Regions from separate parts of the Mus musculus genome. Here regions 2 and 3 are each linked to region 1. Evidence: chromatin loops called from intact Hi-C (ENCODE). Cell type or tissue: left cerebral cortex. All regions are shown on one strand. Region 1 overlaps Nfx1 (nuclear transcription factor, X-box binding 1). Region 2 overlaps Ubap2 (ubiquitin-associated protein 2). Region 3 overlaps Smu1 (smu-1 suppressor of mec-8 and unc-52 homolog (C. elegans)).

The links. A loop is a pair of places that touch in the nucleus more often than their neighbours do. Peaks named below come from ENCODE experiments on the same cell type or tissue, not always from the same donor. Only the 100,000 strongest peaks of a DNase experiment are listed, where the experiment ranks them.
Region 2: it touches region 1 in a loop (4-fold over the local background); 6 of 42 quality-filtered maps call a loop at or near these places.
Region 3: a loop joins it to region 1, with 2.9 times the contacts of the local background. A loop is called at or near these places in 7 of 42 quality-filtered maps.

The regions. Positions count from the first base shown.
Region 1 is chr4:40,995,792-40,998,291 of GRCm38, forward strand. It overlaps Nfx1 (nuclear transcription factor, X-box binding 1), which reads left to right. Exons shown (of 24, transcript NM_023739.3): 10 at 1,024-1,121. Among named protein-coding and RNA genes, the nearest start is that of Mir3094, 3.3 kb to the left of the region's middle. In left cerebral cortex, no CTCF peak of the experiment used is centred here; a DNase peak (open chromatin) is centred at 1,176.
Region 2 is chr4:41,216,537-41,219,036 of GRCm38, forward strand. Ubap2 (ubiquitin-associated protein 2) reads right to left here. Exons shown (of 29, transcript NM_026872.1): 10 at 1,775-1,827; 11 at 30-97. Among named protein-coding and RNA genes, the nearest start is that of Gm24837, 6.2 kb to the left of the region's middle. In left cerebral cortex, no CTCF peak of the experiment used is centred here; no DNase peak of the experiment used is centred here.
Region 3 is chr4:40,750,974-40,753,473 of GRCm38, forward strand. Smu1 (smu-1 suppressor of mec-8 and unc-52 homolog (C. elegans)) reads right to left here. Exons shown (of 12, transcript NM_021535.4): 5 at 952-1,080. Among named protein-coding and RNA genes, the nearest start is that of Smu1, 5.7 kb to the right of the region's middle. In left cerebral cortex, no CTCF peak of the experiment used is centred here; no DNase peak of the experiment used is centred here.

The DNA of each region.
Region 1 (2,500 bases):
TTAAAAAGGAGAGAACTGACTCAGTCCTACAAGTTGTCCTCAGACATTGCATGCATACACACAAAATAAATGGTGGCACACACCTTTATTCCCAACACAGGAACCAGAGGCAGGCAGGGTTTCTGTGAGTTCAAGGCCAACTAGGTCTATTACATACATTGACATGTGTGCATATCACACACAATAAGTATAAATTAATTGGCTTGGCTTGTGTCAGGATCTCACTATGTAGCTCTTGACTGTCCTAGAGCTCACTCTCTCCAACTTCATACTCAGAGATCTGCCTGCTTCTGCTTCCCTGGGTGCCGGGACTAAAGGTGTGTGCCATTCTACCTGGCTTGATAGATAGGATAAATGTATACTAGTAAAATTAATATAAGCGCGACACTGATGTGGACTGGCAGTGTAACTCCTCAGTAGAGCAGTTGCTTAGCATGCACAGTTCCCTGAGCTTGGCTTTCAGTGCTGCAAACATGAAAACAACTACGGTTGTCCTTTCATGAGCCTCTGAAAGACGACTTGTCCTGGGCCTGGGATAGTGGTACATACATGTAATCCCAGCATGCAGGCCAAGAGGCGAGAAGATTATGACTTTGAGGCCATCTTGGACTACATAATAATACCCTGTCTCAAGAAAGGGAAACAAAAAAAGTATTTGTCCTAAATCTAGTTATCAGGTGAATGCAGGCTGTTCGTGGCTGCGTAGAGAGCAGCCCCAATTGATGGAACTATGGATTGTGCCTTCAGAATTGTCTGCGATCCCCAGATAACTTTCAGAGCCTAGAGCATTTCATCAAAGTCATCACAATTAAATTTTAGGGAGATCTGAATGTAATGTAAAGATGTGGGACCTAAAGCAAAGGCCGGGAAGTCTGTGCTTTCCCTCAGCAGGCAACATGCTAGTGCCCAGCCTGCTGGGTGGAGGGAAGCTGAGGATGAGGACACAGCGTTGGTAGTGAATTTGGAAATACCAGGATCAGTCAGTGCAGTTGTCACTCCCCACTCTGTCCCTTTTTATTACAGATTTCATCCACACCTGTGAAAAGCTTTGCCATGAAGGAGACTGTGGGCCGTGCTCTCGCACATCAGTCATTTCCTGCAGATGCTCCTTCAGAACAAAGGTAAGGCTAGAACTGTTTAACATGGTGATTGTGAGAGAGGAGGAACCAAAATAATCCAGCTTTACTCCAGTGTATGACTCACTGAGTTCCCCCAGTGGAGCATCTGGAGGGTTGCTCACCCCAAGTATACATGTGAAGAAAGAAACAGCACTACTGTGATTTAGCCACATGGGAACTGGGCACAGCCTACAAAACTCCTCAATTGAGAGTTTAGGCAACTACTAATATGGCCAACATGACCACTTAATCCTCATCTGAGCTGAAGGCCAGTGGGCCCAGGACCACTTACAACGTGATAATTTGGTAGCCTGAATTCACTGAAAACTATCACAGTTGTGATTGCAGGAAAGGACAGAGATTAGAATTAGTCGATTGAAAAAACATGTAGGAAAGATCCAAGAAAAGAGCAAATGCTCCATTTGTCCTTCCTCTATGACCTTCTCGGGTCTGTGTGTGATAATATAGAGAGAATATTCCAGCCAGGAAGGTTCACAAAAGCCTGTGTGTTTAGAATGTATATTGTCATCCTGGTATGGCCTACAAAGCCAATGTCAGTCTCTCCAGACTTTGGTAGCTACTGTGTGACCAAAGCCTCAAGCCTAAAACTGTCCAGTGTGGCCAGCCTGCTTCTATGTCATATGCTTAAGACTACCCTGTTGACACAAGCCATAGAATAACAGTGTTACTCAACTAAACAGTCCCTTTTGAGAGACAAGTGCAGAGGCCAGGATTCAGGTTCAGATTCTAATTTCAGCCCTAGATAGTGATTGGGCATCTGACTGTCGCTCTGAAGTTGGGCTTTAGTGCCCATTTCTGTTTCTAACCAGAAGAGGCATGACGTCTTCTATGGCTGTCTTGGGAGGGAGTCTTCTAAGTAATGATCTGTCCTGTTGTTCTACCAGGAGGTCATTTCAGTTCATGGCAGGACTTCCTCTAAAGAACATAGGCTAGGATGAAGACAGACCTTAACAGTTGATTCTTTTTGTTAAAGTAGTTAAGGTCTGAACAACAACTGATTCCTAGGTTATTTGGAAGATGTAATAGTTTAATGGATAAGCTTCAGAATAAAAGAAAAAAAAAGGAAGCATAGTATAGTGATTACTTTGATGGCCATTGTGTGAAGCTTACGGGATATTTATACTAAAAGCCACAGTGTACGTGGCTGGAGCAATGGCTGAAGGAGCTGAGGGTGTAGCTTAGTGATAAAGCATGTGCTTATCGTATAAGGAACACCCCCAGAAAAAAACCAGTCAATGATCACCAATTTTGTAAGGCCCACAGGTGCTCTTAGGGACTTTTGAACAAGAGTTGCAAGTAGGGTAAGAAACAAGCTATACAGATAACTGCTGTGTGCTTGTATTTCTCTCCAGCAGTCCCGT
Region 2 (2,500 bases), 220 kb after region 1:
AAAAAAGACAAAGCAGCAAAAGCCTTTACCTGTGCCCAGGTGTGACATGGTTCTCTGCTGGAGCAGATGAAGCAGTGAATACCTTTGTTTCAGAGAGCTGTATGGAAAGTTAGGAGAAAAAAACCTTTACTCTCTGTTTGCACAATACAAACCCAAAGCATGTTTGACTGGGGTCCTTCAGGCATCATTATGGTCACCAGAGGGTTAAGTTTAAAGGACTGAAACATACAAAACCATCCCAGAATCTCCCCAGGCAATGGAGCCTCAGCTCAGTACACCTGCAGGAGTGTCCTCACATGACAGAGACCAGCCTCCAACTCCTAGCCTTAGTCGGCCATTTTTGGCGACACCAGAGAGCAACAGGAGTGCTGAAAAACAGTGAATTTAGGGAAAGTGGGTGCTTTGGTGTCTTCTATTTCGTTAATTGATTAGTAATCTTTATTTCATTTTAAAGTCAGAGGCTTATTTTTTTTTACGTAAATATTTGCCTGCCGCTCAGTTCTTTCTGCACCAATAAATGATTTTAAAAAAATGTTTAAATCTTGACTTAGGTTTAGTATCGTCAACATTTTTCAGAGCTCACAGATAGGTACTCTTTTATAATTATCAATATTGGAAAAACCTCACCCAAATATATAGAATAAAATGGCAGATGGGATACTTTAGAAATTGTTGGAAAGAGTATTGTAATTCCAAGGCAAAATTAACCATTTTTATGAACTACTGAGCAATTGAAACAGGAAGATAGCCCAGAGAGAGTTATATCCTAAGGAGGTTTCCATGCTGAGAAGGACATCGTTATTTTCATGGTAAACCTTTACTGTTCATATGACAACAGAATTGTACTTACAGTGAACAGACTGCAATTCATGACACTTGGCAGCCCCTAGCCTGAGCCAGCAATGTTTGTGGTCTGTGTTCAGAAGCAAGGCTGCACAGCAGCCACGGGCATGTTACACATTTAGTCTTGGGTCCCTCGTACTCAGAAGCCTTAACTGTCACACTTGTCACAGCTCATAACCACGTACCGGGTCCCACTAACACACAATTTATGGTGCTCAGGCCTACAAACTATTTACTAATTTTAAAAGATTCATTCTCATTCCCATACAGTTGCTAACACTCATCGCTAACCAACTCCAGCTCCAGAGGATCTAACGTCTTTTCTGGCCTCTGTTGGTACAAGCGTAGCACACTTAGAAAGGAAAAATATAAAATATATGGTTCAAGTATTAAAGGGGTGCCAGGAAGTGACATGGAGCTGAATCCTATGTTCTAGGAGATAGCAGATTAAGAGATTTTAGGGGCAAGATCCTATCCAGTTAGGTTTAGATCCAGACATGCTGGCAAGCACCTTTAATCCCAGGCAACAGGCAAGCAGAGTTCAAGGCCATTATCTTTAAATATAAAAAATCTGGGTGTGGCAGAATGTGCCTTTAACCCAGCACCCTGGAGGCAGAGGATCTCTGAGTTCAACCAGTTTGGTTTGAGTTCCAGGACAGCCAGGGCCATATATAAACAGAGTCTCAACAAACAAACAAAAACCTAAAAATACCAATTTCTTTCTAAGATCCATGTGCTAGGAAAAAAAAAAGAAAAAAACAACAAACACAACAACAACAAAAACCCAACTACTTGAGAAGCAAGAGACAGAAGCCAAAAGAACTAAAAGGTAAGATGATGAAGTAAGTGGTCGGGCCTTTTGTGAAGCAGGGATGCTGTGACACAGCAAGAAGAAGGGGAAGAAAGGTCTGAACTGATGCCAAACACTTACATCTTCAGTCCAGTCTTCTGTTGTCCACTCTTCCACAGAATTCTTCCAGGCACCTGACGGAACAAGAGACGATACAGCACAAAGTCAGCCATAACGCTAACGACTTAATGATTCTGTGTATTTACTTGACAATCCAAGAAACATAATTTCTTTACATCTAGTTCTGACAAAAATCAAATGTTTCTATATAAAATATCCCTAACTATATATCCTTAAATCATACTTCCCAAACAGCAATTTTAAAAATATTTTAGCAATTCTGCTGTTAAGAAAACATACAAACATGCTAAAGATGAACACAATCGCCAGGCGTGGTGGCGCACGCCTTTAGTCCTAGCACTTGGGAGGCAGAGGCAGGTAGATTTCTGAGTTCCAGGCCAGCCTGGTCTACAGAGTGAGTTCCAGGACAGCCAGGGCTACACAGAGAAACCCTGTCTCGAAAAACCAAAAAACAAACCAAAACAAACCAAACAAACAAAAACAAAAAACCCAAAACAAACAAACAAAAAAGATAAATACAATTAATGATTTACTCCGTCTGATGCATATTATTAGAAATTAAATACTATAATATGATGAGATACACATTCAATCCCAGCAGTTAGGAGGGAGCTCTGTGAGTTCAAGGCCAACCCGGTATATATATATTTCTGGGATAGTAAGGGCTATGTAGGGAGACCCTGCTTGTCTCAAACAAACAAATAAAATGGAATACCAGGGCAAGAT
Region 3 (2,500 bases), 240 kb before region 1:
ATGCATGCGTATACATGTTCACGCAGGTGCACTCATCCGTGCACACACACTCGGAGGCTAGAGGTCAGTATCAGGGGTCTTGTGCCTCTCTCACTGAACCTGGAGCTCCCATGTTCTGCTAGAAAGGCTGGCTAGCAAGCCCACACTATCTGCCATTCTGCCCCACCTCGAGGCTACCACACGCAGGCTGTAACTCAATTGTATGTGGGGCTGGGAGTCCAAACTCAGGTCCTTGTCTGTGCACAGCAAGCATTTGATCCACTGAGCCATCTCCTTATCCCCATAATATGCAGCAGTTTCTTAATGCACTGACTTCAATACAAGCACAAAATTACAGAAGCTATATTTTTAGAATATAATTTTTAGAATATAAAAAAGATGCTAACATTAGCAAGCATACCTCTAATTCTGGGAACTGAACTACTCGATTGTGCCTTTTCTCAAAAAAGTATCCAAAACAACTCAAGGTGAGGGGATGTAGCTCAGTGGTATGTTGAGGTTCTAGGTCTAATCTCTGGCATGAACTCACACAGTAACCAAATAAGCCACTAAATAAAATTATTTCCCTTAACATCACAAGTCAACTTTATAACCCTGACTAGCCCTTTCCCTGAGATGCAGCAGACTAAGCACAAATGTTTAACAGGCCATGTAGGTAGACAGTTCATATAGCCCAAGATTTAACCAAAGAGTGGACGATTTCTCTAAATATAGGATTATGGGCTGGATGTCAAATATGTATCTACTTGTATACAATTCACATCCAGCACTGCCAAGCTACTGCAGTACCCAAAAATGGGCACCAAGAGAACCCTGAAGACCATCAGAGCTCTCGTTCCTGGAACCCAAGCTCCTAAGGTAGGACCTGGCTCTATACATAATGGGTACTCAACAACTGATCACCAACTGTTCCAAGTCTAAGGTATTCCGATACCTGAAGGTATTCCCCACCTTAATATGCCTGCTCAACTGTGTTGGAAACTTCTCTTCTTCCACATCTTTGACAGCTGCCTTGCCTCGAAACAAATCGATGGTCATACCAGGAGGAAGCAATCCCTGGTGCTGCTGCCACTTCAATGCCTGTGAAAAAGGAAAGAATCAATCTGCTTAGAAGCTTTGAAGAGCCAGTAAAAGCATGCCTGAAAGAATGAGGTCTGAGAAAATTAATAAGCTTTCTGGTCACACCACCTTTAACCATCCAAACACAATCTATGTTCAGTGTGGGCAAAAGCATGGACTTCTCTTGGAAGACTGACAGGAGAAGTCTACTATCTCACACCATTACTTCATTATTATTATTATTATTTCCTTCTATTATAAACAAAAATGTGGAAAGCAGAAATTCCCCAGAGTTCCAATACTCAAAGCCAGCCACTAATAACATTTTACATACTCCTTTCTAGTCATTTTCCTCTCACATCATAGTTTTTCAATTGCTCTATTAATAATTATACTATCTACTAAGTTTATATTGTCTTCACCTTATATTAAGACATACTTTAATATGCCAGCCCTATATGTATTAGGAATTGCAAAACTATCATTTTAATGGCTGTAAAATATACTGTTTGCTGGAAGTTTCTGTTTACCTTATCAATATACTTAGTGAATATTTGCACTGCTTCCAACTTGTCAACTTATCTAGTGAATGTTACCCTGAACACATCTAGACAAGGGTGTTTTGCACTCCTGATGGTTAGTTTTGCCACCTTGTCACACAAAGCAATCATCAGCAAAGACTGGCCTGTAGGCAGAGCTGAGGATATTTTCTTGATTAACAATTGATATAAAGGCCCAGCCCACTGTGGGCAGTACCATCCCTGAGCAGATGGTCCCAGGGGGTATAAGAAAGCAAGAGGAGCAAGACATGGAAATGCAGACAATAAGCAGCATATTAACTAGCTTCTGCTATAGTTCCTGCCTCCACATTCCTGCTTTGAGCTTTTAGCCTGACTTTCCTAGAATGTACAATGAAACAAATCCTTTCCTCCCTAAGTTGCCTCTATCTCCCAAGTGCTGGTATTTGTGCACACATGTGCATACATGCAAACAGACACATGCACACACACATGTACTCACAGCAACACCACAAATATGTATTTTCTTCATGTCAGAAAATAAAATATGCCTCACTATTGGTTTCGGTGGGAACAAACCTATGATCTCATGCACAAGAAGCAAGCAGGTTGTCCCACTAACCAAGCTACAGGCCCAGCTTGACAAGACCAGAAAGCTGGGAGGAGGAGGATGGATTTTATGGTACATGAGCATTATCCCAAGCTCCCCAGCAGAGGTCCAACATAATTCTAAAGATGCTAGAGCGTACATCCCGGAAGCCTAGTTTGCTGTTCTAGGAGAAAAGGAAGAGTGCATGGCGCAGCTACTGAGCAGTCAGCTTTATAGGCAGGCTCTACTCCCAACCTCTGTCACGTCCTTAGCTCAAAAATATGCCTTATACATAGGAACCAGTACCAGAATTGAGGGTAATTTCACCTCTCCA